3 separate regions of the Homo sapiens genome follow, and regions 2 and 3 are each linked to region 1. A link is a loop called in an ENCODE intact Hi-C map of the cell type or tissue named here. Cell type or tissue: heart right ventricle. All regions are shown on one strand.

Region 1 (8,000 bases):
GGCCTCCAAGATGGCAGAAGAAAATGGGACAACTGAAACAAAGTTTTAATAACCAATGGTTCACATGGAAAGAAGAAAATGAAGATCCCAGGGAACAAAAAGAGTTGGACAAAAATGTTTCTGACATCTTTAGAGTAAGGAAGGTGGTCCAAGATCTGGGGAATCCAATGCCAGATAAAGGCGAGAGGTCAGGAAGAGCGTGCACGGAGAGCTGCTTCCTCACTGAGCCCAAAGGGCACATGCTCAGAAAAAATTCTAGAGACAGCTTTGGCTTAAAATACTCAAGGGGGATTCTCCATCTAGGACAAATGGTGAAACAAGGGGAAAACTTACCACAGTGACAGGATCAAAACCCCCAAGACATTCCAGAAGAACAGGCAGAGGCAGGGCCCACAGTGGCTGAAGGACTACAAAGGCCTTAGGATCCTGCTGGATGGGAGAAATGCAAAGAGAAAAATGGGTTTATTTATAGAGAATTTAGGATCACAAAATGTTTTCATGAACTAGCTACTATAAACGTGGGGTCCCAGCTCAGAAGATAGGACAGACCTATTTACATCTGGGATTTATATAAATATATGGGATTCAAGGCATGGAGGTCCAAAGAAGGGATGAGCAAATCTGAGAAACCACAGAAAGGAAAATCCAGGCACTCTGCACAACTTCCCTCCAAGATATAGGTATCCCATTATCACAATTAGCCTCGTGATGGGAACCAGATCCAAAATGAGTTTAAGGTTCATAGGTATAAGATAACTGACTCAGACTGGCTAAAATGCCAGGGAATAAACAATCAATAGTGTTTTTTCACGGATTTTCCAGTCTCTCAGGGTACTGAAGAAGCACAAACTGGAGTCAGACTGGGTGAGTTCATGTCCTGGCCCTACTGCATACCTGCTGTGTAACCTTCACCTAGGAGGTTAAGAATGAGTTAATGGAGATAATAAAGGCAGCTGATCTGATAAGGTAATTTAAGGATTAAATCAATTAATCCATGAGAAGTACTTAAAACACTGCCTGGCAAATTTCAAGGGCTCAACAAAGCTATCATTATCATTATTTTATTTATTCCATCTACTACCTCCCCGCCTCTGCTATATTCTATAATTGTTCAGAGAAGTTTAGGTATAGATCTCAAGATCTAGCTTTAAGTTTGGGGAACTTCACTTTCCCCTGGGAGTTATGATATATTAAGGAACTTAGGTTCACACTGCTGCCGTATCTACATGTGGATGGGACATTTACATGTTTTTCTAGCTGTTGTCAATCTGGGGACAGTGCTGGATTACAGTATGCCTCTACAGCTCCCCAGAGCTTTGGGGGAAAGGATTATGTGAAAGGCATGTGGTTAGAATGATCCATCTTGCTAATAGCTATCTGAAGTTGCTATATCATTTTCAGCAGAAATCACTAACATTAGAAATAGAGTCCTGTAGACTATGCTGAGTGGCCCTGCACTGTCAGAGACTGAATAAAACAGGAAGAAAATGGAAAAGTGAAAATGCTTTCAACACATTTAGCTATTTTAGTTTCTCTGTGGGAATAAAGGTTCAACTTAGAATGAAAGCTGTTAGCAGGATAATATTTTAAAGGGCAGGAATACATTTGGAGGAATTTCAAGTGGTCTTGATATTGGGCCAGGTTTTTTCCTCCCTTACTGAACTATACATGCCAATCATGGTGCCTGCTAGCCTACAAATCCTACTAATGGGAACTGCTTCAGCTTTAAGGGTAGGCCCAGGCAGCCATCGGCCACATGACCACTTCTGAGACCAAGTGCAGACATCTGACCCAAGAGCTTAACTCTGACATATGATGTGGCTTGGAACAACAATAAAAGCAAAACAAAATCAGATTCCCTCTCTCTCAGGAATCTAAGCAATACTGAGAGAATGAGGTTATCAGCTGTGAGAGATGAAGCTGAGAGGTTATGATCCGCAAAATGACTGCGGAGGTCATCAAATCACAGCAAACCAAACTCATGAGGAAGTAGAATCTATAAGCAAGGAGGAGCTAAAAGGTTAGAAAAGACATACAGAGGAGGGAAAAACAAGCCAGATGGCAGCAAGAGGAGAAAGACACAAAGAAATGAGTGATGCCGTGAGAGACCTCACTGTCCATGGGAAGACTGTGGCTTGTCTCTGGACAGCCTGAGTTCCTCATGGGTCTGATCCACATGCATCCTCCAATATAGCCCCTTGTACAGAAAGTGGTCTGAATGAAACTCTGTTCTTTGCAACAAAAAATCCCTAACTAAAACACTTCCTTCAACTCCCCCTTAAGATGAAGTTTTCCCAGGAGGTGCCTCAGTGCCACAAACAAACAGATTCTGGGCAAGCCCACCCCCTCCAGCCCCCCGCCAGACATGCCTAGACATACCCAATGTCCACTTCCCAGCAGAACTGGGATGTCTTATCTCTAGGTATATAGGCACAGTCCCTAAGGCTCATGAGCATCTCGAAGACCTATGTAAATGTTTCAGATCTGAAAAAAAACATTACTGGATGCAAAACATGAAAAGAAAATTGCAAAATTAAAGTTAATAAATGTTAAATGTCTATAGCCAATCAAAGCTTAACTCATATGGTTTTGTACAAGCTAATTTTATGTGGGACATGGGTGATTTAATGTTTGATATGACATAGTAAAGGCCTCCAAAAGTTTAATGGCTTAAGGCCTTCACAGATCTTCGCACCAGTCCCACAGCAGCGGACGTGTTTGGGCCTAAGCTGGAACCTGCCATTCCACCCCTTGGATAAGTGTATGCTTAAACTGTACGCCTGGCCGCTCAAACTGGGCACTCAGTCTAAAGTGAGAGGTCAAATCCCACCTCCCAGATTTAAACACAGTTATTTTACCACTTCTGATATTAGGAATCTGTTATCTTTTCTTAACGAAATATTTTAAATAAGTGAAGCCAAATAACTTCTATTAGCCATACTATTAGTTTTACCAAGAAGTTTTTTAAAATGTCATTTATGATAGCAAATGGTCTCATAGATTTAAAGGATTTAACATTTGACGTGTGTCAGAATAGTAAATCAAAAATCAGTCACATTTACTCTCTCCTGCAAGAACTCCCTCAAATGTCATGAATAGACCTAGACATTTTCTTCCTTCTGGTCAGATTCTCAATCTGAGAAGAGTAGGAAGTGGCACAAAAGTTACATGAAACTTAGATCTTATATTCTGAGATGATGGTGTTAAAAACAAAAAAGCAAAAATAATCCTTTCTAGAGTCATTGTTGATTACAGCTCTAATTTCATATGCACAGATAAGTGACATGTGTTCTCTGGAGCCATCCCCCGACTAAGACCAATTCACTCTTCTCACTTTCACTACTGAGCTCCTCCACAGCATCTATAATACCTTCTGTGTGCACCTCCCACACACCATTCTGTACCCCCACCCCCACTACAAAACTGCTCTCAGAGTCAAATCTTGGGGCCGTTCCTCCTGCCTCACCCTGAATCCTAGTCTACGGTCTCCTCGGCTCCCAGTTCCCTGCACATTCTCACTTTTCCTCTGGCCTTGCTGATTGTGTCTGCCATCTCACATGCCTATGCCTAAATATAGGAGTCCTCCATACAGTATGTCCTGTCTCCATTTTTTAGCTCAACTACCTGCTTGGCTGGAATGATGACCATTTCCATGATGATGATGCCACAGTTTCTTAACACAGTCTTTTCTTCTTACCTGTATCTCCAACTGCCTACTAGAATTATTTCCCCATCATCCCACGATAAACTGAAAATCACTACTTTGACAAACTCAAAGTCCCTATAAAAGGCAACTTCTTCCCTCAACAGATCTCCCAGGCAAAGAACTTTGAAACCAACTCTCTCCTCCTCCCCGGCCCCCACACCCCTTTCAACTGTTTTCTTTCTGTGCTTGTTTCTTCCCTTCAGCATTTAAACACAATGCAGAAGTCTCCCCCAACCTTAAGGAAAAACAGCATTTAATCCCAGGCCTTCTCTAGCTACCCTGTCTCCCTGGCCCCACCCTCCATTTCCCCATCCAGACCTCTTAAAGACTGATTTTTCCAGATTTCTATTGCTTCACTTCCCACTCATGCCTCAATCCAACACCACACCACCGAGGTTCCTCTCTCATTGTCGGCCTTCTCTTGGCCAATCCAAGGGCACTTTTTGTTCTTTATCCCACTGGACATTACTGGCCACACTCCCTTGGCTCCTTCTGTGACCCTACGGCCTCTGTGTTCTACACTCACTGCATAAACCCAGTATTATCAGTTGGCCGGGCAAGCTCTTGTAAACACTAGTTCATTCCCATGAGTTCCATCTCCCCTCTCCTCTGCTCCTAACATCCACACCAGTTTCAACCATCTCGCCCACTGGTTCTCAACTCTGGCTGTGAAAGAAAGCTTTGCTAGGAGTCCACATTTCAACTGTTCACAAGGCCTCCAGAGGGCACTCAAACACCTGCTCAGAAACCTCGGCTCTTCACACTAAGGAGTTAGGACTTGAAATCAATGTCACAATGGGTTACTACCTCTAGTTGCCAAGCATCATGAAAATGCATGCAACCCGCTTTGTGCAGGTTCTCTGATTCTAACTGTGAGTCTGGAGGCTTACCACAAGGTCCTAGTCCTATCACAATGTAAAGTTATAGTATTAAAAGTAATTTATTGAACATCGGTTAACTGAGAAACTTGACATGTTTTCTAGCCAACACCGAGTACTTTGAATCAATGAAATATTCTTAAACCCCCATCAGGCTCAATCCTAAACATATTTGAACTACACATCCAAAAGTGATATTTTGAAAGCCAGAGGGACATACAGGATTTACTCTGCAGAAGAAAAATGGTTCCAATTATTTCTATGAACTGTTGTATTGTTAACCTAAGTGGCAGAGTTCATCATCTTTGGGACAGGGGTCTGCTCTGGCTATAAAGGCTTCCTCACAAGCTCTGTCACAATATCATAGAACACACTGCAAAATAAGATATGGAAATAACCTATGATTATTTTATGAACTTTCAGGGGTATGAAAAATAAATGAGTTCTAGAATAGCTTTACTGAATTTCTTATAATGTATCAAGTGACACAAGAGACACTGTGTATTTCAGAATCAGAATAAAGGTGTAGAAATGTTTTAGCGTTAAAAAGCAATACGAATTATATTTTTAAAATTACATTTTGAATGCTTCTGCTACATCTTCAAAATTAAATTGTATTTTAAAAATTCTCTTCTTTCAGTGTCTTACAAATGAGTAATCATAGCCATTGGTTCCACCTTGTGACTCTCCCACATGGATTAGCTGTAGCACAACTTGCTTGCTTTCTTTTTTTATTTTTTTGAGACAGGGTCTCGCTCTGTCACCCAGGCTGGAGTACAGTGGCGTGATCATGGCTCACTACAGCCCTGCCTTCCAGTGATGCTCCCACCTCAGCCTCTTAAGTAGCTGGAACCACAGGTGTGTGCCACCATGCCTGGCTAATTTTTGTATTTTTGGTAGAGACGGGGTTTTGCCATGTTGCCCAGGCTGGTCTCAAACTCCCAGCCTCAAGCCATCTGCCTGCCTTGGCCCCTCAAAGTGCTGGGATTACAGGCATGAGCCACCATGCCCAGTAGACACAACTTTCAACCTGGGCTGAAAGACTTCAATTTGCTAAATCTAAGATTCACTCCTGATCCCTTTATTACATCTCTAGGCCGTTTGAAACTACTGCTCCTGTCCATTCTTGAAACTTTCTAACTTCCAGGACGTCTCTCCTGAGTGTCCTCGTCTGCACTCCCTTCTAGCCAGTCCACCAGGCTCACACTAAATGAATCTGCTCCTGTAAGCGCTGCAACAGTAAAACCGATACGGTGAGCGTGGAACCCAAGCTAAGCCAATCAGATTGTCCTTCTAGAGAATTTGGAATTGGGAAGTGGGAAGTGGAAAGACTGGGTCTGTGATGTGAGCTGGCAGAAGTTAGAGTTTCAGAATGGCCTTCCAGAGTGACCACCTGGGGTCACGTGTTATTTACTGCCAAGCGAGAGAAGAGATTAGGGGGAGGGCAGGCACACATAGAAGCATAGGGCAGACACACAGTGAGCAGGAGAAGCCTGGGAGATGAAGGCAAAGAGCACAGCCACACTGACTGCCACCAACTTCCCAGCGACTGGGCCCCAACCTCTGATGAAGACATCTACCTTCCTCTCTAATGACTTCTGTTACCTTGGCAGGCACTTTCTCCGCTACCTTTTCTCCACTTGTCCTTCAAGGTACCCATGCTCCAGCCATACTATTAACAGCCAGGTGGGCACTCACACATGGATGAAAGGGCACCACTCTGCCTATTTCCTGGCCTGCCCCTACGTGGAAGGGACCAGTTTACCAAGATGAAGAGAAATCACTCCCAGAAGTCAGGTGTACTCTGACAACAGGATGACTGACAAAAGGACCACTAATGCCCAGAGGAACCTCCACCACCCACTCAGAGAGGCAAGAGTCTACCCAATGAACCCCAAAGACAATCATGGTATTATCTGAAGTCGAGGTCATGCAGTCTCAAATAATTCTATGTGAAAAATATCAATGGTCCAGTCTATCTAGACAGATATGCCCCAATTTACAGAAGTACAACTATATTGCAAGAAAAATTTACCATGTAGAAATATTGATTTTAATACCATAGCTATGTATAGTATCTAGTCATTCTTACAGCAAAACATGTGTACTGTAAAATTATTCTTTGTAAATCCTCTTCGTGACACACCTATGTGTCCTATAAGACCTTCAAACTCAAGTACATCCAAAACTGAATCAGTCACTTCCTCACCAAAGCCTACTATATTCCTGTCTTAATCTGTTTTCTATTGCTTACAAGAGAATACCTGAAACTGGATAATTTATGAAGAAATTTATCTCTTACAGTTATGGAGGCTGAAAAAGCCCAGGACCACATCTGGTGACAGCTCTCCTGCTGGTGGGGACTCTCCAAAGAGCCCTGAGCCGGCACAGGGCATCACACGATGAGAGGGGGCTGAGCATGTTAACATGCTGTCTCAGATCTCTTTTCTTTTTATAAAGCCCCCAGGTCCCCTCCCATGACAACCCATTAATCTATGAATGGCTCTGCCCTCATGAGCCAAACCTCTGAAAGGCCCCACCTCTCAACACTGTCACATTGGGGATTAAGTTTCAACATGAGTTTTGGAGGGGACAAATATTCAAACCATAGCCAATTCCCAACTATAGTAAATGAGTCCACTCTCCCCTCAATTGCCCAAGTCAATATCATTGACTTCCCCCCATCACAAAGGTCTAGCCACTCTCTTCCAAATACCTCTGGAAACTCTCCACTGTGTACCTGCATTGTCTCAACTTAACTCAAGCCACCATCATCTTCCCTGGAATTCTACAAAAGCCTCCAGTCTTGCTTCCCTCTAATCCATTATCTACTCTAATGTAACCTTCTAAAATGCAAAATGGATTGTTCTTACCCTACTCACAAGTTTTCAATGGGTCCCAATCATTTTCAGTGTAAATTCCAAATTTATTCATTGGCTTTAACCAAAAAAAAAAGTGCTCATGTCTATTTGCCATGTAGCTATCATGTCCCAGATATACTTTGTTAAATCAAATGTTCCATCATACATGTAATACAGGTACATGTAATCTTGGCAAATACAAAAAAGATTATTTAAATCACCCGACATCCTACCGAATTCCACAATTCTTAAGATTTCCATCTAATTTCTTCTACATATTTTTGCCATTCATAGGTTTTACTGGAAGGCTGCTGGGACTTTTTTTGGGGCGTTTTCATCATATCAGGTATACAATTGTGTATCCTGATTTCCTTCCACTTAACACTATCATAAGCATTTTAATATATTTTCTTCATAAACGTTTTTAATGGCAATGTTATTTGCCACTAAATATATGATATAGGGGATGTATCATAACCATTCTGCAAACTGTGCCCATAAATATAATTCTACAATATACATATTTTGTGCAGAAAGCTTTTCTCTGTATTTAAA
Region 2 (8,000 bases), 79 kb after region 1:
GTCTGCACCTGCTTCGGGGGCTTAGCAAACGACCTGGCAAGAAACCAAGGCACGTGGGTCACAACCCCGGGATGTGGCCAGGATCTGGCCTGAAAGAGAGCTCCAGAAAAACGAGCTCAACCAAAAGACAGTCCCTGGAGCTACTGCTGCAAGCAAACGAAAGAAGCCAGGTCCCAACACAAACCGCACTCCTGGGCGGGAGCGTCCCTAAGGGCAGGGCCGGGTCCCCCTCTCAGGTTCCAGACCAGGCGCCTGGAATGGTGCGGGGGCAGCATTAAAATACAAACCCAGGCCGTCCCCGGAGCGTCTGGATCAGTGGTTAGGGGGCAGCCTGAGCACCTATGTTTTAATTACACCCTCGGCTGATTCCTCAGACTCTAAATGGTGGCTGCCGTCATTATTGTCATTATCATCATCATCATCACCATCACCATCACCACCAACCATTATCTCTCCCCATTTACTAGATGGACAAACAGGGTCCTGGGAGCTTGCATGACTGGCTGTGCTGACACCGCCTGGGAAGCCTGGGGTCCCCGCATCCTGGGCTCTTTCCAGGCTATGTTGCCCCGTAATTGTGTTCTGTGGCTTTGATAAGACTAGATCATCACTCTGCTCCTCCAGAACGCAGATGTCCACTGCCCTTGTTCCTCTGGAGAACCAGAACTGCCAACGGAACAGGAGACAGAACAGCAGCGCTGGTACAAAGGCCAGAGAAGGAACCGAACCCATCTCACCGGGGCATCCCACTGCCAGGCAAGGTCAGTGAAAGCCACAGGAGTCTCCCAGACCACGCCATGGAAAGACAGAAGTGGAAGAGAACAGCACAGACAAGGCAAAGCAGGAGAGGAAGGAAAAGCAGGAGAGAAGAGCAGGAGACAGAGGTCCCGGAGGGCATGGATGCAGTGTGGGGGCGGCCAGGCAGGGGCCCAGGCATTTGTGCTCTGGTAGGAGGCTGGGGTGAGCCAGAGAAGAAAGAGGGGGATGGAGGGACAGAGGGGGAGACACATGCACAAGAACAGAGACAGGGAGACAGGGAGGAGACAGAGAGACAGGGAGGAGACAGGAAGACAGGGAGGAGACAGGGAGGGGACAGAGAGACAGGGAGGAGACAGAGAGACAGGGAGGAGACAGGGAGACAGGGAGGAGACAGAGAGACAGGGAGGAGACAGAGAGACAGGGAGGAGACAGGGAGACAGGGAGGAGACAGAGAGACAGGGAGGAGACAGCCTGAGCAGACAGCAACCTGGAGGCTTTCTGCAGTGAGCAAATCCCCCACCCCTCCTGACCCCGGAACCCTCACACACTCCCACACAGACAGCAGAGGAGAGAAGGCCCCATAGTGTACGGACAAGCCAGGGCAACAGCCAGGAGGGAGGGCGCCCACACTTCAGCACAAAGCCCAGTGATGAAAGAAAGGCCCTGAGTCCCCGGGAAAAGGCTCGATCACGCTGGTGTTGGCTGCTTAGGAAAGCGGCGGGGCTGTCAAGTGTCTTTAAAAGGTCCCTTCAGGGTGGATGGAAACCAGGCCCCGGCCACCGCTCTGTGAACAAGCAGGTGGGGAAAGAATGGGGCAGATGTTTTCAGATTCAAGACAGAAGGAGCCCAGGCCTGCGGCGGGGTCCTGAGCCCTTGGGCAAGTTAGGAACCAGCCAGGGCGTCAGTTTCCCCATCTGTGAAGTAGAGACGCAGAACTGGAACCTTCCAGTTCCCAAATCCTCTGAGTCTACCAAAGTGACGTTTTCTGCTGTTGGGTTGCAGGCCACGCTCTGGGATCTCACTTATCCAGAACATACCACTTTCCACAATGCCGGATGACCAAGGTGTGTGAAATGTGGAGGGTGCAAGTCAAGAGAAAGGGAGATGTCTGTTTAATTTGATTCCTTTCTTCTATCACAAAACAAACTCAGGAATGAGAAAGGGAGAATGATATGCTACCCTCCCTAGAGGAAAATAATCCTTATAAACCCCACTCCCCACCTCCCAGTACTCTACCCCTGACACACCAGCTGTCTCTGCTTTTTCTCCAGCCGAGCTCCTTGCAATCTCAGAGAAGGTGCCCCCTCCGCCCTCCATGACCATGACTAGGTCAGGTCCCAACATCCACTGTCAGAGCAGCAAGGACCTTTCCTTCCTAACCTAATCCTACATAATTTCCCCATGCACATGGGATTCCTATAGGAAAACAGAGTGTCAGCGCCACGCAGTGAAGACCCTGCCTGCCTCACTGCTGATGGGCCCCAGTGCCTGCTCAGGGCAGGGGTGGGGTGGGGGACAGACACCCACTGACTACTGAATGAATGAAAGGAAGAAAAGTGAAACTCAAGAGCCAGCAACAAAGGGAGGCTTTTATAGTTTTATAGTTAGAGAAACATCTACTTCTAATCTTCATGACTCTTCATCTTCCTGCCTTAACATTTAATGATTTCTACAAAGAGGATTGAGTATGATAAGAAGGAAGCGCTTTTTAAGGACTTAAAAGATTATAAAATTGTCAAGATGTAAGTGCCGGCTCATTGCGCTTAACATCCAAATGACCTGAGAAAAGCCAGATTTTACTCATCTGGAAAAACTCAAATTGGATCCAAACTCACACAGAACCCCAGGAAAAAAATCCTCAATAGATAAAAGATTTAAATATAAAAAATTAAAACATAAGAGTACCAAAAGAAATCATGGGGAAATTATTTTACAATCTTGCAGTGTGATCAGGCCTTTTAACTAGGACACAATATCCAAAAGCCACAAAATAGGTCGGGTGCGGTGGCTCATGCCTGTAATCCCAACACTTTGGGAGGCTGAGGTGGGTGGATCACCTGAGGTCAGGAGTTTGAGACCAGCTTGGCCAACATGGTGAAAGCCCATCTCTACTAAAAATACAAACATTAGCCGGGCATGGTGGTGGGTGTCTATAACCCCAGCTACTTGTGAGGCTGAGGCAGGAGAATCGTTTGAACCTGGAAGGCAGGGGTTGCAGTGAGCCGAGATCGCGCCACTGCACTCCAGCCTAGGTGACAGAATGAGACTCTGTCTCAAAAAATAAATTTAAAAAAAGCCACAAAGGCCGGGCGCAGTGGCTCACTCCTGTAATCCCAGCACTTTGGGAGGCCGAGGCGGGTGGATCACAAGGTCAGGAGATCGAGACCATCCTGGCTAACATGGTGAAACCCCATCTCCACTAAAAATACAAAAAAAAATTAGCCAGGCGTCGTGGCGGGCGTCTGGAGGTACTCAGGAGGCTGGAGCTACTCAGGAGGCTGAGGCAGGAGAATGGCGTGAACCCGGGAGGCGGAGGTTGCAGTGAGCCGAGATCGTGCCACTGCACTCCAGCCTGGGTGACTGAGCAAGACTCTGTCTCAAAAAAAAAAGCCACAAAATAAAATATTGCTAAAACCTGCCACATAAAAATAAACATAGATGGCAAAAACAAACACACACATAAACCTCATAAACAAAGTCAAATAGCCCATGACAAACCAGGAAAAGATTTGCAACTCACCTTATGGATAAAAAGCTGAGCTCCCCATTATATAAAAAGCCCCTGGAAATGGTTTTGAAATAAAAAGCAACAATAACCACGACCCAATAGATACGCAAACCAAGTTCACAGAAAAGGAAATACACATAACTCTTAGACACACTTTTCTCATAGGAAAAAAAAAAAAGGCCAGCTTCACTCACACTAAGAGAAATGCAAATTAAAACTACACAAGTACCACTCATCTACAAAATATGCAAAAATCCCAACATGTGATCGCGCCCCCTGTTGGTAAGTCTAGGAAAAAGCAGGTACTACTCGTTTGGATTGTTGGTGAGGATAAATAGGTTCCATCCCCACGGCGGGGATTAGGCAACAGCTATGAACACTATAAATGCCTACACCCTGGGACCCAGCAATTCCACTTCCAGAAATGTATCCTGCAGGTGGACTCGCCCACGTGCACAATGAACTATGGTCAGATTTATTCTTTGCCACGCTGTTTGTAAAGGCAAAAGACTGGAGACACAATCAATTTATTTAACAAACTCATCAGTAAGGCCTTGTTAAATAAATTACGGCACAGCCACACAATGGAATGTGAAGGAATGTTCTAAAATATCGGGGAAGTTCATCATACATCAACATGCAAAAGCTCTCCAAAATATACTGCTAAGCAGAAAAGATGCAGAAAGATATGCATAGGGTGTTATAATTTGTATATAAAAGAAGGAAAAAAGGATTTGCAGGCATCCCCTGCTCTCCAAACCCTCAGAACCTGAAGTCAGGAAGAGAAGAGACCCTTGTGTACCTGGTTGCCTTGGTCATGCATGAAAATCCTCAGGAAGTGTATATGAGAAATGATATACCCATACTACCTGTTGCAGTGTGGGAAGGTGACCACAGCTGATAGAGGACACAGTGGCCGTGGGCTTTTCCCAGCATACCTTTTGGATGCTGGAGCCATAATCACAGCTAATGCTTACATGGCTCTGACCATGTGCCCAGCCCAGTTCTTCACATATAGGCTCATATGATCCTCATGAAGACCCTGATGCAGCCGAGACAATTCTTATCCACATTTTACAAATGAAGAAACTGGAGCAAAGAGAGGTTAGATGACTTGCTAAACGTCACACAGCAAAGAGGCAGAGCCATGTATGAATGTGTAAAAATTATTCCTTTTGTACTTAGGCTTTCTCAGGGGTGAGCGGGGCACCTGTCTGCAATGCCTGTCTCACTGCAGGGGACACATGCCACGCCCTCTATTTGGCCCCATGGAAGCTCCCCCCCACTCCTCCACCTTGGATTGATGGAAGGGACTCACCGTTCCTTCTCTTCAAATAAATCCCCTTCAAAAATCCTTCCTAGTCTCTGCTTTCACGATGTTTTTATGCTGCTGACCTGGGAGCAGTGGCCCAAATCCTATCACCGGTAGCTAGAAATTTCCCTGGAGGATGTGTGTGCTGACCGTGTCTCCTACCCCTCCGCTGGGTGTGCACTTCCACTGTGTCCTGGTACCTCAGCCTAAACTTCCAACGCCTAGTGCTGAAGTTTTAATACATCGATCCTTATACCCTCCTTGACACCATCCTCAACACTGAACTAATGACTTCTTGCTGACCACAGCAGCACCTCCAAGTGACCTCCCAAGAATGAACCGGGAGGTCATTCTGTCCTGGAGTGAGCTGAATTCCATGCTCAAATTCACAAATGTTTCACCAATAAGAAAACAAGGGCACGGACTTGGACAAGGAGCGCTGCTCAGCCTTCACAGGCAGCACAGAGGCAGAGAAATAGGAAGCACAGGGAACATGCACCGCTCCAGCGGGAGCCCAGAATGGAAGCCCATTACTGACCCAGGAACGGAGCCTCTCGGCTGCGAGACCCGTGTGTGGGGCCAGGAAGACTGATCTCCTTCTGGATGAAGAGTGGGGAAGGAGAGAGCTGAGGCTCCCACGCCGAGGGGTCTGTGCGGGGCCAGGCAGCACAGGGGCAGAGGCAGTGGGCGGAGGCTGGCACCAGGACAGTGTTCCCTCCCAGGGCTTTACTCACAAGACTCAACTGACCATCAGAGCCCAGGAACAGTGCCCTGGGGAGGCCAAGCCATGCGAGGAGAAAGCTTGTTAGCCCACGCCACACCACGTTACCCTCGCTGACAGCAGATGAGCCCTCTGGTGTGGGGGACAGGGTCATCTTACAGATTGATTTGCAAGATGTATGGGGGCCTCAATAGTGACCTACTCTCACCCTCCTTGAAAGCTTCCTTGGCTGGAAATGGATTCAGGCATCGCCAGTCCGGCCGTGGTGTGCACACATCTCTGCAGAGCTGTTTTCAGCAGGGCTCAGCCCCATGGTGAGCATCCTGCCCCTGCTTAGGGCGGACACTTGCCCCCGCATGTTCCGTGAAGAGCACTGTTTTACCCCACTCCATCCTTCCCTTGGCCTGGGTTCAAGGTCAGCAGGCCCTGCTTCCTACTAGCTGGGGGATCTGGATGCCTGGGGCGCCCACCTCATCTCCCTGGGCCTCATTTTCCCCATCCGAAAATGAGGGCAACAACAGTCTCCACCATGGAGAGAGCCAGGCACAGTGGCAGCATGTGGCATCGGCTCCTTTGTAAGCTCCTGGTTGCCACGATCATGGAGACTACTGGCTTGCAGAGGTGGAATGGAAGCCCAGAATGGTGGCTCAGGTGCATTACCTAATCTCAGTCACGTCCGACTTGTCCAGCTTCTGCAGTTCCAGCTTGGCGGCCTCCAGGATGGGCATGACCTCTGCCAGGGTCGTCTCGGCCTCGGCCTTCTCCATGGCAATGACTTTGTTCTGCTCCTCTATCTCCATGGCCTTTTCCTCTGCCAGTTTCTTCTTCTCCTCGGCTGCAGGGTAGGACAGGGGGTGAGTAAAGCTTGGGCTCAGAGGAGATGCACTCGCGGCCCCGGCTCTGAGCAGAGTGCAGTCCTCAAAGGTTGGCTTGAGCCCTAGCGGGGATCTAAGGGGCTCTGGCCAATGTGGCAGCCTCAGTGATCCTGGTGGGACAGAAAACCTCACCATGCGTGGGGCCTCCAGCACTAGGCAGCCACCCTGACTCTGACCTTCCTCAACTGGCCCACCTGTGTCCCACCCACTCCATCCAGGACAAATCCCATGGCTCCTGATAGCCCCCAGCCCTGCCTCGCCGGTGTTCAGTGAGGATGCTGGGGTCCCCCTCCTGCTTACCGGCTCCCTGCGATCTCCTCCTTCTGCCTCTCATCGCCTCTTCCTACGCTCACTCGGGCCCAGCCAGAGCCACCCTCTAAGGAGCCTGCCCCTCTGTCGTCCTCTCTCTCCCTTCCTTGCTGACTTGCTTCATGACACCAATCGCAATCGGAAGTTTCATTTCACCACTGGCTGATTCACTGCCTGGGTGCCCTCACTCACTAGGATGTCAGCACCTCCCCGAGGGCCGGAACCCCAAAACCTAGAGCAGGGCTTGGCTCACAGTGGTTTGAACAGTGTCACCCCACCAAGATTCGTGCCCACTGGGACCTCAGGATGTGACCTTATTTGGAAGTGGGTCTTTGTAGATGGAATTAGTTAAGATTAGGTCATACGGGGTGAGGGTGGGCCCTAAATCCAATGCCTGGGGTCCCTATCAGAAGGCCATGTGCAGACACACAGGGAAGAGGGGCGTGTGGCAATGGAGACAGACGCTGGAGTGGTGCATTTATAAGCTAAGCTAAGGAATACCAAGGGCTGCCAACAACCCCAAGAAGCTGGAAGAGGCTTCCCCTAGAGCTTTCAGAGGGAGCATGGTCCTGGCACCTTGATGTCAGACTTTGGCCTCCAGAACTGTGAGAGAATAAATTTCTGTTGTTGGCCAGGCATGGTGGCTCACACCTGTAATCCCAGCACTTTGGGAGGCCGAGGCAGGTAGATCACCTAAGGTTGGGAGTTCGGGATCAGCCTGGCCAACATGGCGAAACCCCGTCTCTACTAAAAATACAAAAATTAGCTAGGCGTGGTGACGGGCACCTGTAATCCCAGCTACTCAGGAGGCTGAGGCAGGAGAATCGCTTAAACCCAGGAGGCAGAGGTTGCAGTGAGCCGAGATCGCGCCACTGCACTCCAGCCTAGGTGACAGAGCGAGACTCTGTCTCAAAAAAATAAATTAATTAATTAATTTAAAAAAATAAATGTCTGTTGTTTTCAGCCCCCAGATCATGGTGCTTTGTTAGAGCAGCCCCGGGAGATGAATGCAGCAGGCCTTCTACAAACAGATGCTGGCTGCAGAGGCTCTGCCTCCCCCATGATAAGGTCTCTCGGAACCCATCTCCACAGCTAACAAGCCAGCACTGGCACTTGCAGCGTGCAAAGCCGTGCACGGGCCTTGACACTGTAAAGGGTCCCCAGCCCAGGCACTACTTGTCCCTGGGGCAGCAGGGGGATGAATGCATCAGAAAAGGGTAGCAAGATCACGAGTGTGGAACCTTCGGAACAGAAAAGCAGAAAGGAAGCTGTCTAAGCTGTGAGCGTGCTGAGGCG
Region 3 (8,000 bases), 180 kb after region 1:
CAGCGATTCTCTGCTGCCAGCTGAACACAGGCTCACGATGGCTTTCAGACAGTTGAAGTGGGGAGAGGGATCCTTTCTTTTTTGGAATGTTGAGGGGCCTAACAAGATCATGAAGGTCATCCCCCCATTCTGTGAGTGCCCTTCTGCCAGAAAGCCTCTGACCATCCAACTGATTTTCATTCTCTACCTTGCCACCCCCTCTAACTGTCCATATTTGTCAACTGTTTTAATCTACACACACCATTTTAAAGCATGCAACAAGATGAACTTACTTCAGGATGAGCTTTGTCAGGACCTCATAAATTTTCTTTTCCCAGTATTTGTAGTAGGAGGCCAGCTTGGGGGCCTTGCCTGTGTTGGTGTGGACGACCAGGCCCTCAACTTTGGTCAGCAGTGGTCCAATGGCAAGATACCACCGGACCATGTGGTCCACGTCGCTGGCCCTTTCTCGCTCAATGTGTTCAAAAAATTCCTTCACGCCTGGAGAGAAAGATGTCTGTTAGAGCTGTCCACGAACACAGGGAAGGACAGCACTCAAAAGGCAATCCAAACATGAGCTGTGTGTCTTAAAAAAACCAAAACCAGCCTCCAACCTCAGCCCAAAGCAGAACATAAGTCAATATCAGAACACACACTAAGCAACAAATAAATGACAACCAGTTACGCACATCTAGTGGCTTTTATACCTTTGGGCAATCTTGTTTTTCTTCAATTCATTGTTGACATATCTTGAATTCCTTGTTGACTAGTCTAAGACCACTTAAAGTATCTTTTTTTTTTTTTTTGAGACGGAGTCTCACTCTGTCACCCAGGCTGGAGTGCTGCAGTGGTGCGATCTGGGCTCACTGCAAGCTCCGCCTCCCAGGTTCACGCCATTCTCCTGCCTCAGCCTCCCGAGTAGCTGGGACTACAGGTGCCCACCACCACGCCCAGCTAATTTTTTGTATTTTTAGTAGAGACAGGGTTTCACCGTGTTAGCCAGGATGGTCTCGATTTCCTGACCTTGTGATCTGCCTGCCTCAGCCTCCCAAAGTGCTGGGATTATAGGCGTGAGCCACCGAGCCCTGCCTAAAGTATCTTTCTTTAGCAAGTAAATGTGAGCCCATAAAAAATACAACTAGCTTTACTGTTACAAAGTTATCAACAAAGTACCACAGGCTTTCGCAGATGAGGTGGGAGGATCACTTGAGGCCAGGAGTCCAAGACCAGCCTGGGCAACATAGTGAGCCCTCGTCTCAGAAAAAAACAAAACAAAAACAAATAAACATGAATTTGTTAAACTAAGCAATATATAAAACATGACAAAAAGTAATAGCTACCCGTGATTCTTTCAAGTAAATGACTGAGAGCATTAGAAATGGTTTGATGCCATTCATGGAACATACAAATACATATGTATATTTATAGGTACATATATACACATGTATGTATATACAATATATGTTCTCATTAATTCCATAACTGGAGAACCCAGAAGTCAGATCTACCTGGGAGTTCTTCCTCACTTTTAGCGGCTGGATATTTAAAGAGATTTATGGCCTCTATTAATGTCAGCCTGGAAGAAATGTCATCTGCATTCTTATGAATCTGGTGGACGAGAGACTCAAATTTCCCAATGGCCTGTTTGCAACCAGTTATATAGTCACCGATACCTTTGAAGAAAGAAAGAAAGAAAGACATTTGGCTTCCAACTCTGTCTTTCCACATCCCCCCACCAACGTCTGTGATGTTAATACTGGCATCCCTTTGCAGGAAAGACCCTGCTCATTCCAACCCCTTGGGTCTTTGGGCTGGCAAAGATCCACTTTGAACCCTAAGGGACTGGGACAAGGAGTCCTGAGCCCAGAATCAACCAAGCAATGCATCTCTTCTATTCAAATGTTAGCACGGTCCTGGCTGGAGCACCATGGGGAGAAAGGGACTATCAAGCCTAGCTGTCTTCTCACTGCTGGAGCTCCCTGAACCTCCACTCTGCACCACCTGCCCGCAGCCTCCTCTGGCCTGGAGCTTAGACGAACAGCAAGAACATGAACAGTAAACTCGGGCTAAGTACTTACGATCGGTCTCACTTTATGAAAATAAAAACCCCAAAGTGGATCACAGACTATACTGGGAAACATCATACTATAACATTTTTAGAAACAAAACACAAGGAGAGAAAAAAACTTATGATTCTTCGACTTGACAGCAAAAGTAGAACCCATTAAAGGAAAAATTGATACACTGGACTTAGTTGAAATTTACAGTTTTTGCTCTACCAGAGGCCCTCCTACGAGAAAGAAAAGACAAGCGACAGAGTGGGAGAAAATAGCTGCAAACCACACATCCAATAAAAGACGAGTATCTAGAGTATACCAAGGATGCTCAAAACTCAACAGTAAAGAAAACAAACAATCTAATTAGAAAATAGGCAAAAGACATAAAAAGACGTGTTGCTGAAGAGGCCATACACATGACATATTTGTGCTTATTAGCACATGAAAAGATGCTCAACACCATTAGCCATTACAGAAGTCAAATCAGAACCATGAGATATCATTACACAGCTATCAGATGGCCAAAATTAAAAAAAAAAAAAAAAAGTGACAGCAAAACTGGCCAGGATGCAGAGAAACCGAGTCACTCATATATTGATGATGGAAATGTAAAATGGCACAGCCGCCCTGTAAGACAGCATGACAGTAAAACAAAAACAAAAACAAAAAAAGGCCACACGTGGTGGCTCACGCCTGTAATCCCAGCACTTTGAAAGGCCAAGGCGGATGGATCACTTGAGGCCAGGAGTTCAAGATCAGCCTGGCCAACATGGCAAAACCCCATCTCTACTAAAAATACAAAAGTGAGCCAGAAGTGGTGGCAGGTGCCTATAATCCAAGCTACTCGGGAGGCTGAGGCAGGAGAATCGCTTGAACCCAGGAGGTGGAGATTGCAGTGAGCTGAGATTGCCCCACTGCACTCCAGCCTGGACAACAAGAGCGAAACTCCATCTCAAAACAACAACAACAACAACCTTAAACTAAACATGCAACTACCGTGCAACTCAGCAACTGCACTCCTGGGCATTTATCCCAGAAAAAGTGAAGACTCCTGTCACACAAAACCCTGTACACAAATGTTTATAGCAGCTTTATTCCTAAGAGCCAAAACCGGAAACAACCTAGTTGTCCTTCAAAAGGTGAAAGGCTGAACAAACTATGGTACATTGATACCGTGGGGTATGCTTCGAAAATCCACAGACTGTTGACACATCCAACAAGGGCAGATCTTTGAAGACTTAGGCTGAGCAAGAAGAGCCAAATCAAAAAAGGGCTATGTGTTATCTCATTTATATAACACTCTGAAATGACAACATTACAGAAATTGAATAAAGATTCATGGTTGCCAGGGATTAAGGAGAGGGCAAGGATGGGAGGGAAGTGGACTTGACAGTACTCGCTGTGGTGTTGAAAATGCTCTCTATCTCGACTGTATCAATGTCAATATCTTGGTTGTGATCTTAACTAGTTTTGCAAGAAGTTACTACTTAGGGAAAATGACTAAAGGGTACGAAGGCTCCCTCTGTCGTAATTCTTAACAACTGCATGTGAATCTATAATTACCTCCAAATTACATTTTTAATTAAAAAAATAAAAGTAAAGGTGATTTTCTTTTGGGAGAAATGTGCTTTGGGTCTGCAGAGTGTGAAAATATCACCCCTCTTATCTTCATCCCAACGACAGCCTGGAGATCAGTTCTAAGTTCCGCAACTTGTATTTCTTAACCCTCAAAAATTGTTAATTGTCTCTATAAACATATGAAAATGGTAATTCAAATAAAACAACCTAAAAGAATTACTTTGCATCCCAAGTCTAAAAGGCAATCAATAGATGAATGACGTTACCTAGTGAGTTCCAGTTCAACCTCTTATATCCCGACCTAAACACTCGGAGCAGTTCCTGGGAATGATCTTTGAGAAGCACAGACTCCGCATCGTTTAACGTTCCTATGAGCATGTGATAATGATCCAACATGCGCTGTATCCCAGCTGTGTACCTGCACATGACAGGAATGTCATAAACCTGAGGAGAGCACCTTTAAGCTCATCAAAAGCTTTTGCGGTCAAGAGATTACAAAAGACCGTGGTCTCAATCAAGACCAACCTTGATCAAGAGATTTGCAGAAATTTAAAACATCACTCTTCTCATTAACTTTCTTTTTTGGAAAATATTGGTTACTTCTCATTAAAGATGTTATTTATATTACATGAAATAGGTTTACTATTGTTGATCCCTATTTTAAACTTTTCTTTTTTTTTTTGAGATGGAGTCTCGCTCTGTCGCCTAGGCTGGAGTGCAGTGGCACGATCTCGGCTCACTGCAACCTCTGCCTGCCAGGTTCAGGCAATTCTCCTGCCTCAGCCTCCCAAGTAGCTGAGACTACAGGCATGAGCCACCATGCCCAGCTAATTTTTGTAGTTTTAGTAGAGATGGGGTTTCACCATGCTGGCCAGGCTGGTCTTGAACTCCTGACCTCATGATCTGCCCGCCTCGGCCTCCCAAAGTACTGGGATTACAGGCGTGAGCCACCACACCCAACCCCATATTTTAAACTTTTCTTAGCTTCAATTTTTTTTTCTTCTTTTTTTTTTTTTGGATACAGGCTCTCGCTCTGTCTCCCAGGCTGGAGATAGAGCAATCACGGTTCACTGCAGCCTCAATCTCCCAGGTTCAAGGAATCCTCCCACCTAAGCCTCCCAAGTAGCTGAGACTACAGGTAGCACCACAACGCCCAGGCCTTAGCTTCAATTTCTAATGTGGTAAGAATTCATAATTATAAAATCCACAAAAATGAAAGCTTTTGGAGGGGTCCTCAATAATTTTTAAGAGCGTAAAGGGGTCCCAAGAACAAAAAGCTTACTGCTAATTTAAAAGAAGAATTTTTTTACCTAAGGAATTTGTCTTCCTGGAGAGCAACATTTCTTGCTAATTCAGGGACAGTGAACCCCAGCTGCTCTAAGTACTTTGTTTCATTAATAATCTCTCTGAGAGCCGGTGAAAAGTTGATTGCAAAAACAGCTCCCCTTTCTAAAGTCGAAGGCTCCTCTGTGGCGATGGAAGACTGTGGAAGAGACATTCCATCAGCGCGGCCAGGGCAGTCCAAGAGACAGTTGGATCAACACAACCCACACCAAAAGTGAACATGAAAAAGATCAACACTGGGCCCTTCACCAGACGGGGGTGCTGGCTGGAACTGGCTGGAATATGTATTTTGTTTGGTGAACGGAGATTTTGAAGAATCAATTCAGTTGCCGGCATTTGAAAATGGAGCAATTTCACCTAAAAATTCCTTCTGCCTTCCCTTGAAACACTGGAAAATCTGACATGGAGCAGTTGCCTCTTTGGTCGGATCTGAGCCCACCTGTTCCCTAGGGGTCCCACCTGGCCCTCTCCACTTGCTTTGGTCCCTACGTCAGGATTTCAGGAACCAAAGACCTAAAACTGCCAGGCTGCATCTTTCCTCCCTAACGGCAGGTGTTCGTTTATCGAGCATTCACCAAGTGCGGGGCCCAGAGCTGAAGAAGAGGATGAATCAGGTGGAATGGCATTTTTCTGCAGGTTAAAGATGGCCAGCTGTCAGCTCTGTTTCATATATGATTCAACCAACCCTTTGCTTGTCTACATCATCTGATTTATAAAACGCATTTCATAAATGGGGAAACGGAGGCTTGGTATTCAGCCACTTGCCCAAGAAGTCAGTAGGGCTGCCCGTTTCCAGCCCGCGTCCTAGCCATGGCATCGTGCCATCTCCACTCTTTCCTTTCTCCTCCTCCCCTAGCCCTTCCTTGTCTTTGATTCTGGAAACTGACCCAACTTCATGAATGTCAACAAATCAAGCCTTGAGAAAATGTGGCAGACGCCATCGTCTCACGCGGCAATCGGGAATGAGGGCGTGGGCAGCGCACCTTGGTCAAAAGGCTCTTCTTCATGAGAGCTGGCAGCACCTGCTCCGTCACCTCCATCCACTGCTCATACTTTCTGTCTTCATACTCCTTCATTGTCCTACCTACTTCCAAATATTTTTGTTTGACCTATCAAAGAATTCAAGCAACCGTCATTTTGTCCTTGAAAATAACATTTTTCATCTCGCTCTACACAGATAATTTATACAAATTATAAATATAATATATAAATTATTATAAACATTATATAATTTTTTTTTTTTTTTTTTGGAGACGGAGTCTCACTCTGTCGCCCAGGCTGGAGTGTAGTAGCGCGATCTCAGCTCACTACATCCTTCGCCTCCCGGGCTCAAGCGATTCTCCTGCCTCAGCCTCCCAAGTAGCTAGGATTACAGGCACATGCCACCACACCCAGCTAATTTTTGTATTTTAGTAGAGACAGGGTTTCACCATGTTGGCCAGGCTGGTCTTGAACTCCTGACCTCAGGTGATCTGCCCACCTCGGCCTTTCAAAGTGCTGGGATTACAGGTGTGAGCCACTGCACCTGGTCATTTTTATATAATTATATATAAACATTTTTTCATATCTTTCTACATAATTTTGTATACATACATTATAAATATAATAAATAAAAATGTTAATATAATAAATAATATATAGTTATATAATATTAAATAATATAATATAAAATAGTATTAGATATAAACACATTTTGAAAAAGGAAGTCAATAGATTTTCCCAAAGCTTGGAGAGTTGGTCTGCGATGGTGATATAGCACAGATCTCTGTCCTCCCAAATCTCATACTGCATTGTAATCCCCAGTGTTGGAGGTGGGGCCTGCTGGGAGGCAACTGGATCACGAAGGCGGAATTCTCGTGAATGGTTTGCACCACCTCTCTTGGGACTGTCCTGGTGATGCTGAGTGAGTTCTTGGGAGATCTGCTCAAGTGAAAGTGGGCAGCACCTGCCCCTTCACTCTCTCTTGCTCCTGCTCCCACTGTGTGAGGTACCTGCCCCCACTTTGCCTTCCACCATGATTGGGAGTTTCCTGGGACCTCCCAGGAAGGCTATGCTACCTGTACAGCCTGCAGAACTGTGAGCCAATTAAACCTCTTTTCTTATAAATTACCCAGTTTCTTTATAGCAAAATGGACTAATATAGTTGATAACTTGAAATCTAGGTTGACTGGCAGCCTTCTGCAAACCACAGTCCATGAACTGCCTTGGTCTCTACCCATGAACTAAGAACAGCTTTTACATGAAGAGAAGGAAATGATTTAGATGATTAAAAAGAAATCAAAAGAATAATAATGCTTTGTAACTCAAGAAAAAGATATGAAATTCAAATTCAGCATCCATAAATAAAGTTTTATTGGACACAGCCACGCCTGTTCAAAACGTATTATCTGGGGGATACTTTATTGCAGCAACGACAGGTTGAGTCGTTGCAGAGAAATTGTCCAAACCCCTAAAATATTTACTATCGGGATCTTCAAAGAAATGGCTTACCAGCCTCTGCTATATAACATATAAAAATCCATGGGTGGGGGGTGAGATCATATCGAAAAGATGGTAGGCATCCTCCAAAGAAGCTGAAAATTCAATACAGGAAGAAGCCCACATGACCACATTCTGGAAGATGTCTTCTGTATTAAGATGCCAAAGAGAAAGAACACAGGCCAGGTGCAGTGGCTCACGCCTGTAAGCCCAACACTTTGGGAGGCCGAGGTGGACAGATTGCTTGAGCTCAGGAGTTTGAGACCAGCCTGGGCAGGCAACATGGTGCAACCTCATCTCTACAAAAAATACAAAAATGGGCCAGGCGTGGTGGCCCACACCTGTAGGCCCCGCTACTCGGGAGGCTGAGGCAGGAGGATCGCTTAAACCCAGAAGGTCAAGGCTGCAGTGAGCTGTGATTGTGCCACTGCACTCCAGCCTGGGCAACACAGCAAGACCTTGTCTTAAAAAAAAAAAAAAGAAAAAGAAAAGAAAAAGAAGGAACGCAAAAGGCAGTTTACTATGAGCATGAATGCAAGGACAACAGAAAGACCCTCTAACTCA

What was found. Hi-C counts contacts between places; a loop is a spot of excess contacts. Peaks named below come from ENCODE experiments on the same cell type or tissue, not always from the same donor. Only the 100,000 strongest peaks of a DNase experiment are listed, where the experiment ranks them.
Region 2: it touches region 1 in a loop (14-fold over the local background); 89 of 110 quality-filtered maps call a loop at or near these places.
Region 3: a loop joins it to region 1, with 2.2 times the contacts of the local background. A loop is called at or near these places in 29 of 110 quality-filtered maps.

Annotation. Positions count from the first base shown.
Region 1 is chr12:123,980,472-123,988,471 of GRCh38, reverse strand. The region is part of intron 2 of ZNF664-RFLNA (ZNF664-RFLNA readthrough); the gene reads right to left. It overlaps ZNF664 (zinc finger protein 664), which reads right to left. Exons shown (of 5, transcript NM_152437.3): 3 at 334-429. Among named protein-coding and RNA genes, the nearest start is that of ZNF664-RFLNA, 11 kb to the right of the region's middle. RefSeq lists an enhancer at 4,140-4,209 and a silencer at 4,400-4,459. In heart right ventricle, a CTCF peak has its summit at 4,429 (motif pointing right); a DNase peak (open chromatin) is centred at 4,416; H3K27ac peaks cover 3,646 bases.
Region 2 is chr12:123,901,294-123,909,293 of GRCh38, reverse strand. It overlaps DNAH10 (dynein axonemal heavy chain 10), which reads right to left. Exons shown (of 79, transcript NM_001372106.1): 57 at 6,181-6,355; 58 at 1-33. Among named protein-coding and RNA genes, the nearest start is that of DNAH10OS, 30 kb to the left of the region's middle. RefSeq lists an enhancer at 1,158-1,452. In heart right ventricle, a CTCF peak has its summit at 3,761 (motif pointing left); a DNase peak (open chromatin) is centred at 3,812; H3K27ac peaks cover 1,077 bases; H3K27me3 peaks cover 1,558 bases.
Region 3 is chr12:123,797,313-123,805,312 of GRCh38, reverse strand. It overlaps DNAH10 (dynein axonemal heavy chain 10), which reads right to left. Exons shown (of 79, transcript NM_001372106.1): 14 at 5,942-6,067; 15 at 4,925-5,097; 16 at 3,881-4,032; 17 at 1,488-1,652; 18 at 273-480. Among named protein-coding and RNA genes, the nearest start is that of DNAH10, 39 kb to the right of the region's middle. In heart right ventricle, CTCF peaks have their summits at 3,355 and 3,558; no DNase peak of the experiment used is centred here; H3K27me3 peaks cover 1,297 bases.